Regions from separate parts of the Homo sapiens genome. Here region 2 is linked to region 1. Evidence: read pairs that join two places in POLR2A ChIA-PET (ENCODE). Cell type or tissue: Caco-2. All regions are shown on one strand. Each heading gives the region's core, and the rest is flanking DNA. Links, peaks and the distances in the headings are about the cores only. Region 1 has its middle 29 kb from the start of SMOC1. Region 2 overlaps SLC10A1 (solute carrier family 10 member 1).

Region 1 (5,375 bases), core at 263-5,262:
GACTTTTTCAAGGTTCCCCACTCTGACTGCACCCCTGTCTTAATCCTCCTGCATTGACCCTTTCCATAACAACCACCACCAAAAATTGCACAGAGAGACCTTTTTTCTCATAGCTGTTATGTGATTGTCTGGGATGACAGCTGTGTTGCCACTCAGCGCCTCGCACAAGACAGGTTTTAATTAGAGTTATTGAGGGGTTTGAATTGGCACAATTAGGGCCAGCATTAATGGGGTCTCCATGTGTTCTTTTGAAGAGTTTGGCCCTGTTTTTTGTCCCAGGGCAGGAGGGAGTTGCAGCTAATGAAGTTGGAGAGTGCAAATTATCTCAGCAAAAGGACAGCAAATGTAAACCACCCAGGGGAGGGGGAGACACTCAAAGGAAAGAAACGAAAAGAAAGCAGTTACATGTGGTGGAGGCACAAACACATTCACACACATGCTTACTTTCATATCTTCCTTTTCTTAAATGGTCCTTTTAGAAGGAACTTTTGTCCACCAAATATATATCATTGGCTAAGAGGGAAAGCAGGAAAAATGTGTATGCTATACCAAACTAAACTGAGGATGTGTGCATGCACATGTCTGCTTCTATGCTAACCCCTCAAAAGCTTATGAGCATATTAAAGGAAAAGAGAGATGAGACAAACTTCAGTTATCAAAAATCCTAATCCCTCATCCTCTGAGATGCTGGTTGCTTTTTACTGTCCCAGTTTCCTATTTCCTTTCTTTCCAGATGTCTGTTCCTCTCTTTGAGCTCCTCAAGCCCTTATCCTCTATGTTCCCTAGAACGGGCTCAATTTAAAAAGATAAGGCCTATCCCCAAGTCTCTGAGCCCCCCACCCATGAGCACGTCCAATAAAGTGCAGCCCAGGACGGTGCTGGGGACAGGCCTGAAGTCCAGTAGGCCCTGATGCCTCTAACTTCCCTATGGACCTGACACTCTTCCAAGAGGTACCTTTGGTAAAAGTCATTTCCAGTAGAAAGTCAATCTGGGGAGTAAGAAGGCCAGAATTGGAAAAACAAATATGATGGAGCCCAGTTATAAATCAACTCTGTCTATGTGAGAAGAAGGCAGTTGAACTGAAACAGGCCTCCGTTCAGTGTGTCCCCAGAGCCTGGGGCTGGATTTGGGTGGCCTCTGAACTTTGGGGACTGGGGAGTGGAACCATTTCATAAGCCAAAGCAGCAAAAGGCCACAGTATGCTGCAAAGGCAGAGGCAGGATCATGCACAAGTTGCAGCCAAAAATGAAATCAGGTGAAGCCACCTCCCCAGCACTGTGGGCCAGTGGTGGGGCCAGCTGCCTGCAACAAAGTCCTCTCCCTACTCATTTCAAGATGAGGCTCCTGCTCCATTTTTGCATAGGTGACATCTCCTTCCTTCACCAGGTGTTTTCCCTGATGTATTAGCAATTCCAGTGGCCAAGGCTAGTCTTGCTACCTGGCATAATGAAATGGCGGGGGGGAATGGGGCAGCGTGTTGGCTCACCCTCTGTGGGACAGTCTTGGCAGAGAGGAATGGGAAGCATAGTTGAAGGAACTAGAACCACTCCCAACCCAATGAGGCCCAAGAAATGTAGACAGACAGATACCCAGTTTAAAATGCCTCAAGTACTCCACAGATACTCAGGTGCTGGTACACAGAGGTTGACCTTGTCTGATGCAGCCAACTCTTCTCCTGCCTCACCCACATGAACCATGTGGGGCCGAACTTTAAGAAAAGAATCCCACATGGCCAATTGGTTTTCCCAAAAGATTAAATTCCTGAGCCCAGCAAAGATGAGTATGCCAGCACATGTAGCATGACAGGGATGCTTTAAAACAGTGGTTCCAACAGGGGGCAAATTTGCTCCCCAGGGAACATTTGGCAATGTCTGGCCACATTTTTGGTGATCCTATCTGGATGATAGCGCCAGGGATGCTACAAACATCCCACAAGGCACAGGACAGGCCCCACAACAAAGAATTATCCAGGCTAAAATGTCAATAGTGCCAAGGTTGAAAAACCCTGCTTTAAAGTTAAACAGACCTGGGCTCAAATTCCAGCTCTACCACTTCCTAGCTGTGCGATTTTAGAGGGCCAGTAATCTAAGTCCTGGTTTCCACATCTGTAAACCAGGGATGGTAAACACCTAGCTCACAGTTAAAGCAACTCACTGGAGAGGTTCAAGAAATAGTAATCTTCCTTTTTTTTTTTTTTAACTTAAAAGAATGTTCTAGGCTATCTTTACTAGAATCACTAAAAGAATGTGGCATTTGGGTAATCACTGATGAAGTCTTCCAGCCCTGAAATTGCCCTTTGCTCTTGCTGCTGCCACCTGTCTCCTCAAACAGAAACTAGAAGCCTGCGCACGGAGCCTTTTTGGGAGAAGCCTTCAGGACACCTTCTATTCTGAGTCACAGCAGCCTCCGCGCCACCTGCGGCCAGCTGCACTGTGGTCCCTGGCTGCGCCCCCAGAGACCCAGCCATGGCGGGGCGGCAGGGGAGGGGCCGCCTGGTTTCCGGTGGAAGTGGACTTGAGTTCGGCCTTTTCTTTTGAACCACGCAGCGGCCAAACGTCAATTAGCAGAGCCCGGAAAAATGAGTGCGCTCTGCGCTCTCCGGGAGGAGGGCAGGGCGCCCCCGGCCCGGCCTGGGGTTGCTGCCCTGTTCCCCCTATTGTGCCTCCAACAAGGGCGTTTTATTGAAAAGAGCTGAGTGCATCTAATGCAGTTATCCGTGTCCGCCTCATCGGGCTGTGGGCTGGGGGGCGAGGCACGCAGCTGCCGCCGCCTCACACGCTCGCAACAAAGGAGCGCGCCGTGGAGAATTTGCTCCTCTTTGAACGGCTCATCTGGTTTCCATTTTTGAAAGGTTCCCCAACCCTTCCCTTCCACCCAGCCCCCACCCCACCTTCACCCCCTCCTTTCTCTGCTTTGCTCTAGCTGTGCCCCTTGGGGGAGGGCGCCCCACGACCCCCATACAGTCACCCCCTTATGCGTGTTGGAGGCATGGGTGTCCCCCCTACACCCGGCAGGGCCACACGTCCGAGCTGGACAAACACACGCGGCTTCATGGCCAGCCTGAACCGCGTTCCCTGGCCTGGGCCTCAGTTTCCCCACCTTCAAAACGCCATGATTGCATGCCAGCTGATTAATGGTCTGTGAGTCAACGAACTGATTTGTAAAGCATGTGGCAAGTACATGATAGGATAATTCAGAAAATTTTAATTGCCTTTAATTTTGCTGGAGATAACCACCATCAACTTTCTATTTTCTTCTAGTCGTTTTCTCTGTATAAGAAGTCATATACAAAATTACCTTTCGATTGGGATCAGGTTGTTATGCAGTTTTATATCCTGCTTTTAGTTATATCTGGAGGCATTATCCCATGCTAAGAGTCTCTGAAAATGTGAGATTCTTAACTGCCAAATATGCCATCATGGGTTTGTACCATAATTGATTTAACTGGTTCCCCCACTGTTGGACATTCAGGTTGTTTTCCTGTTTGCTTGGGTGGTGGTGGTGGTTTTTACCCCACTATTATAATTACAAGGCCATTTTTAAAAATAGAATCCTCACGTGGCTTCCCAAGTTGACAGCTGGATCTAAACCCCTGCTCCACTATAAATCAAAGGCATACGGCAGGCACTTCCACCTCTTCTGAGGGCTGGCACGAGGGGAAAGGTCATCACTGGCCTCCTCCTCCCCTGCCTGACACCTCCAGGCACCTGCAAGTTGGAAATTCACATTTGAATCATGGCCCCTGTAAATTATGGCCTTGGGCAAATTGTATAACCCTCAGTGCCCTCAGCTACACAATGAAGATAGAATCACGCTGACCTCAGAAGGCTCTTGTGAGAACTAAATGAAACAAGATACACAATGTGCTGAGCATGTGACTAGGACACAGCTGCCAGGCTGTCCCACTTACTCACTGTGCGACCTTGGGCAGGTTTCCTAGTCCCTCTGCGCCTCAATTTCCCCACCTATAAAATGGGGAGTTGTGAGGATTAAATGAAGTAATACATTAAAATTACAAAAAACTATGCCTGGCACATACTAAGAACTCAGTAAATTTAGCTATCATTATTGTGCACCTGCCTGCCCTGCTTGTGAAGAGTAAGGTCAGCTCCCCCACCCCAACTAGTTTTCTCTTTAATCTCCCACAACTAGCCCATTCCAAACCCTATCAGTACAGGTTCTCCTTCCAACCTCAGGCCCAGCTCCACTGGAGGAATCCTAAGCCCTCAGAAAACAGGATCCCAGATGAGATACTGAGCTTGAGCAAAAAGCCCAGGCCCCAGAGAGATCCTCACAGAGCACCCCAAACCCCCTCCACACCCCTAGCCTCTGCTTCTGGCATTAGCAGTCTCCCCGGCTCAGAGAAGGGGACTGGGTGGGAGTGAGGGGGCTGCCTTGTCATGGCTTTCGATCTCCTCTCTCAGGACATTCTGTTCATTTGTCCAAATAAGAGTAACATCAATAGCAGTGGCCACCATTGACTGAGTCCCAGGTGTCAGACCCTGCAAAGTGTTGTGATGGCGTCTGTGAATTATCAACCCATTGTACAACAGAGGATGGAGACTGACCTCAGAATGATCAAACAAGTTTCCCAGAGCCATGGAGCAGAGATTTGACCTCATGAGACTCTGACCACAAAGTCCTGTTCTTCCCAGGACACTACATGGCTCAGGTTCCTTTATCACTGAAATTGAAGTGGCAGAGTCACCTTTTCTGGAGTGTATGCCCTGAGAAACCTAAAAATGAGAGGCCATTTGGGGTAACATTGCCAGGTTTAGTAAATAAAAATACGGGACACCCAGTTAACTTTGAATTCCAGATAAACAACAAATAATTTTTTAGTGTAAGTATATCCCCATGTAATATTTGAGACATACTTATAATAAAATTTTTCATTAGTTATCTGAAATTCAAAGTTAACTGGGTGTCCTATATTTTATCTGGCAACCGTAATTTGGAGGCTTCATTAAACTCACCTGCAACTGGTTCAGCAGATCAGAGGTACAGTCTTGGTGTCTGGGTCACATCACAATGACGTGGTGTCACCTAATCCCCTCCCATCTCTGTACCCCTTTTATAGCTCAGAGGTTAAGTGACTTGCCTAAGATCATAAGACTAGCCCTTGAATCGCACCCAGGCCCACGATCCCAAGTCCCCGGATACAGTGCCCAGCAAAGTGACCACTGCAGCCCCAGGGAGGATCTGTGCTTTCCAGGGTAAAATTTTCATTCAACTGCATTGACACAAGAAAAATGTGGACAACATCTGAAAGTTTCAACAGATAATGCAACCTAAAGACTCTCGAGATTTGTTGATAATCTTTTGGTTACACGTGACAAAACCTTTGAACTAAACTGACTTAGACTAGAAAGAA
Region 2 (5,375 bases), core at 203-5,202, 65 kb after region 1:
TAAGATCTTGCCAAGCCCTCACCTCCCAACCATCTTCCCACTGGAATAAAAGTCAGAGCCATATATTGTTAATGTAAATGTCCATAAATCTAAGGAGATGCCCTATCAGCTTCCTTCTCAGTTGACCTTTCTGGAGGGCCTCTCCCTAGACAGGGTCCTGGGACTAACATATATAAGATTCCAAATGGAAAAGGAAATTGGACAAGTAGGATACATATTAGAGCTGGAAGGACATATTATTCAGGCTCTGAGTGTCATAATTTATTTTAAATAATATCAAGAGGAACCAGAAAGTAAAGAACATGAGAACACCAGAGTTGGGGACTGGAATACTATCCAAGATGCAAAGCAAATCTGACCAGGTTATCTTGTCACTTACTCAACATGGGTATCTATTACTGCCTTCTCTACTACCCCACCATTATGGCCCTTCAATTATTCTGTTTCTTACTGCTTCACTATTTCTTTTACAGTCCTTTTAATCATGGTATCTGTTTATTGATTTTTCTAGTAGGGTTTTTGACTTCTGCCTGAGCATCACTCCCATGCCACCCATCCCCAAAGACCAAGTGTCCTGTCACTGTGTCTCACACTCAGACTCCCCACGAGGTAAAATGTGCTGATATAGCTAATTGTTATTGTCTCCGTTGGACAAAGTCACTACAAGAAGCCATTCCCTAGGCTCTAAACCAGACATTTAGTAACTGTGGGTCAGGTGCCATTCCATGGTCCAATGGGCTAATGACCAGAGTAATGGAATCACACAGTTGGCTTTCTACAAAATGGGCTTGGCATGGGGGAGGTGCTCAATGCGAAAAGGGTTCCATTACAGAGAAGGAGATCAGAATGGCTCCTTCCACAATGAAGCACACAGGGATTGAAGCAGTTGAACCACCCTAAGTTCAAATGCTGCCTTGGCCACTTACTACCTTGTGCGACTTTGAGCAGGACACAACTCTTCTAGTCCCCAGCTTCCTTGTCAGCGAAAAGAAGATAGTATGCTTACTGCCTAATGTTATGGGGAAAAGGAACTGAAGCCACATATGTCAAGCACTTAGCACAGTGGCACTTAGCAGGCACTCAACAAAATAGTCTGTATTTATGGGCTCTCTCTCTCTCCCCTCTTCCCATGTCTCCCACCAGCATTGTGATGACCACCTGCTCCACCTTCTGTGCCCTTGGCATGATGCCTCTCCTCCTGTACATCTACTCCAGGGGGATCTATGATGGGGACCTGAAGGACAAGGTGCCCTATAAAGGCATCGTGATATCACTGGTCCTGGTTCTCATTCCTTGCACCATAGGGATCGTCCTCAAATCCAAACGGCCACAATACATGCGCTATGTCATCAAGGTAAGAACCTGGGAGGCTTGACAAATTAGGGCAAAAGAGTAAAAACACCATATACAACTATAAGATATAATCATTATATTAATAATAAACATACATATGCTCCTACTAGATGCTAAGTTTTATGCTATGCACTCTAAGGATTCACTGTCACCAGAGTTTGATATTTGCAGAAAGTGAAGTAACACATGAGGCTGGCGTGGTGGCTCACGCTTATAATCCCAACACTTTGGGAAGTTGAGGCGGGTGGATCACTTGAGGTCAGAAGTTTGAGACCAGCCTGACCAACATGACGAAACCCCGTCTCCATTAAAAATACAAAAAAAAAAAAAAAATTAGCCGGGCATGGTAGCGAGTGCCTGCAATCCCAGCTACTCAGGAGGCTGAGGCAGCAGAATCGCTTGAACCAGGGAGGGCAGGGGTTGCAGTGAGCCGAGATCGCGCCACTGCACTCCCGCCTGGGCCACAGAGCAAGACTCCATCTCTAAAACGAAAAAAAAAAAAAAAAGAAAAGAAAGAAAATGAAGTAACACACGAGAGAAACAAGATCCAATTCCAGTGTACACGCAAGTATTTGCAGAAGGCAAGGAGATGGGAACAGTGAGGGCTGGAGTGGTCAAAGAGCCTTATTAAAAAGGAAGGGCTTGAGGCATTTAGGTAAACCTGGGGAGAAGCCTGAATAGAGTTCAGCAGGCACTAAGGGCAAATTTGGCTGATGTGGCAAGAAGCTAGAGGAGACAGGTAGTGTACCCATTCCCAGCATTTCAAGAGAGGGATGGGGTGGGAAGTGGAGTGAATTAAGGCCACAAAGGTTTTGAGAAGCACTGTGGTCACAGACAGGGCATCATGCCACTGCTTTGTGTGCAGAACTCCTAGAGTGCAGCTATGGTCTCTCCACCAATATTTTCAACCTTGGAGTTTGGTCCCTGCCAGCCTCCCCCTTGGCTCACTATTCATCCCCCAGGGCCAGGAGGTCATCCTGGTCCTCAGGAAGGACTTGACCTCCTGACCTCCTGTACCATCTCTGCCCCTGGATCAATGCCTCTGGCCTGGTCTGCAAGGCGTGCTGCTGAGAACCCCAAAGTTTGGCAGCAGCTTTGGGCCTGGAACAAAGAAGTCAAGAGTCCAGTTTTCAGGGGGGTTTTATTTTCACACTACCATTGTCTCAAGAGTAGTTTTTGCCCTTGTCCTGTCCCAGTGCCATGGCCACAGCTCCCCTTCCCGCCTGCTGGAGGACATGGAGGAATCATCCCTCCTCCTTTCTGTGGCCAGTCACCCCACCTCAGCCCTGGATTGCAATCATTCTCTCTACCCTTGTACTCAAGAGACCTCCTTTTATTGATTATGCCCCTGGCCCAGCAGCCTCCCCTCTCTCTCATTTCTAAAATATCTCTGTATTGGTTCTTCACAATCAGCTTTGATACGAACTCACATATCTTCTATCTTCAAAAAACAAAACAAAAAGTGTCTCTCACTGGGATTTTTTGTGGAATCCACCTCCCATTCCACCTAATATCTCCCTTTGCTCTCCTTCCTAGCCAGGTTTTAGGAGTAGTCCCCCTCACTCCTCTCTCTCTCTGTCAATCGCTTCCTCTCAAACACCTTCCATTTCCCCCATGCCACCGCCAGAGCTCTCTCATGAGTGACCAGGCCCTCAGCAATTCGTTTCCATTATTTGAATCCCTCTCTTCTCTCCTTGGTCTCCCATCCACCCAGCATCTTGATGACCACCTGCTCCACTTTCTTTGCCAAATCCAATGGACATTTCTCAATCCTTCCTTGACCTTCTAGCAGCATTGGACATAATTGACCACTGCCTCCTCAAAAGCCTTCTCTGTCAGCTTTAGTGACTCTAAGCTCTGCTGCTTTCCTCCTACCTCTCATGACCTTCAGACTCCCTTATGAGTTCCTCTGGTCAAAGGCACTTCTCTGCATTCAGACCAAGCTTTCTGCCTTTCTCACCAGACCTCTCCCAGCACAGGATCTGGTCCCTCTCAGGTCTGCAATTACCATCTGCAAACCGAGACTTCCAGAACAGCATCATCAGATGTCAACTCTATCCTCACTCCAGAATCCATTTATTATCTACCAGGTCTTTCTATCTGAATATACCTCAGACATTTAAAACTCAATATATGTTAAAGTCATCTCCTCCCCATGTGGTTATCTCAGTCGGTGGCACTGTGTGTGTGCCCAGTTGCCCCAACCAGAAACTGGAAGTCATTCTCAATGTTCCCTTCTCCCTCACCACTCACACCCATCTAATCAATGACTGTCGATTCCACCTTCTGTTGCTGGAATCCATTCATTCCTCTCTATCCTTACCTCTCACTAGACAACTCAAATGGCCTTCTCATCCAACCTCCTCACCCAGTTCTAACCTGAGGGTGAAGATGTGAAGTACAAACTCTATCATGTCACTCCACTGCTTAAAGCCTCTCATTGACTCCTTCCCCCTAGGATAGTTTAAACTCCTTAATGTGGCACTTCTTGATTTGGTTTCAACTGACCTCACCAGTCTCAGCTCTTTTCTCTTTGCACGTGCCCTTCTCTTCACCTGGAACACTCTTCTTCCCAATTCTCACCCCACTCACCATCTTTCACTGGATCACTCCCACTCATCCTTTAAGTCTCAACACAAATAGCGCCTCCCCCAGGAAGCCTTCCTTAACCTCCTAAGCCTGAGTAAGATGCTTGTCCTATTCACTCCCATAACACCCAACACTCCAGCTAACCCCTGTAGCAATTATTACACTGCATTAAGAACATCTGTTCATTTTTATTCCCCACTCATTTATCAAGAAGCAAGACCATAAGGCTGTCTTAATTAACACTGAATCCACAGCACCTATCACAGTGCCCCCATAGCTAATGCCTGAGAATAAATAAAGGAATGAAGGGCAAGTCCTGTCTGCTGCTCTTCCACACACCAGCAGAAAAACAACATACACAGAGAAACATGTTTGTGTGCATCATTTCATTTTTTTAAGATAGTTTGTGGGGTGCATAAGATTGCTTTTTTAAAAAATCCTATACACCCATAAACGATCTTAAAGAAATGCATATAAAATATAAAGAATATTAAAATGTGAAGTGACCACTGCTATCATTTAATGCTACTCTGCCCTCCTCCATTTTATAGGTGGGAAAACTGGGAAACAGAATACCAAGTCATAGTGCTAATGACAACTGATGTGAGAACATGTCTCTTTTCTACCTCAGAGTAGCTTTAAAAGTGTTTCTCTGAGGTTGCAAAAAGCAGAATCTCAGACCCTTTTTTTTTTTTTTTTTCGAGACGGAGTCTCACTCTGTCGCCCAGGTTGGAGTGCAGTGGCGCGAGCTCGGCTCACTGCAAGCTCCACCTCCCGAGTTCACACCATTCTCCTGCCTCAGCCTCCTGAGTAGCTGGGACTACAGGCGCCCGCCACCATACCCGGATAATTTTTTGTATTTTTTAGTAAAGACGGGGTTTCACCGTGTTAGCCAGGATGGTCCCGATCTCCCGACCTTGTGATCTCCCCGCCTTGGCCTCCCGAAGTGCTGGGATTACAGGCGTGAGCCACCACACCTTGCCGAGAATCTCAGATCTTAAAGCTGGAGAAGCCTTTAAGATGAAGTTCAGTCTCCTGCCTTATTCCCAATTTGCAGATAGAGTAACCGAGGCCCGGAAAAGTTACTTGGCAGAGCCAGGATTATTTCAACCAGTCTGTTCCTGTTGTGTTGCACATTCACTACTCAATGCCACAGACGAAATGAAGTCAAAATGAAGCCAGAGAACATTAAAAGGGCTAAGAAATACCTTGGCTGGAAAAACAGAGACTAGTAATAAGGGACTACATAAAAGGTAATCTAAAAAACCCAGGCATGCCCTGGACCCATTTTGCCCCTGGCTAAACCTCCAGGGTTAAACCACCACAAAGTCAACAGCTACACTGATCTTCCTATATTCCAAAACTGGAATCACTCCTGTGAGGATGCAGAGACTAACATGTGGGTCAAGCTGCAAAAGCTAAGGTTTCCTTGC

What was found. ChIA-PET counts read pairs that join two places held together with the same protein. Peaks named below come from ENCODE experiments on the same cell type or tissue, not always from the same donor. Only the 100,000 strongest peaks of a DNase experiment are listed, where the experiment ranks them.
Region 2: POLR2A ChIA-PET joins it to region 1 with 11 read pairs; 2 of 35 experiments call an interaction of 5 or more read pairs at or near these places.

Annotation. Positions count from the first base shown.
Region 1 is chr14:69,847,557-69,852,931 of GRCh38, reverse strand. No RefSeq gene overlaps it. Among named protein-coding and RNA genes, the nearest start is that of SMOC1, 29 kb to the left of the region's middle. In Caco-2, for the core only: no CTCF peak of the experiment used is centred there; DNase peaks (open chromatin) are centred at 2,351 and 3,691; H3K4me3 peaks cover 519 bases.
Region 2 is chr14:69,782,076-69,787,450 of GRCh38, reverse strand. SLC10A1 (solute carrier family 10 member 1) reads left to right here. Exons shown (of 5, transcript NM_003049.4): 2 at 1,144-1,354. Among named protein-coding and RNA genes, the nearest start is that of SLC10A1, 12 kb to the left of the region's middle. In Caco-2, for the core only: no CTCF peak of the experiment used is centred there; no DNase peak of the experiment used is centred there.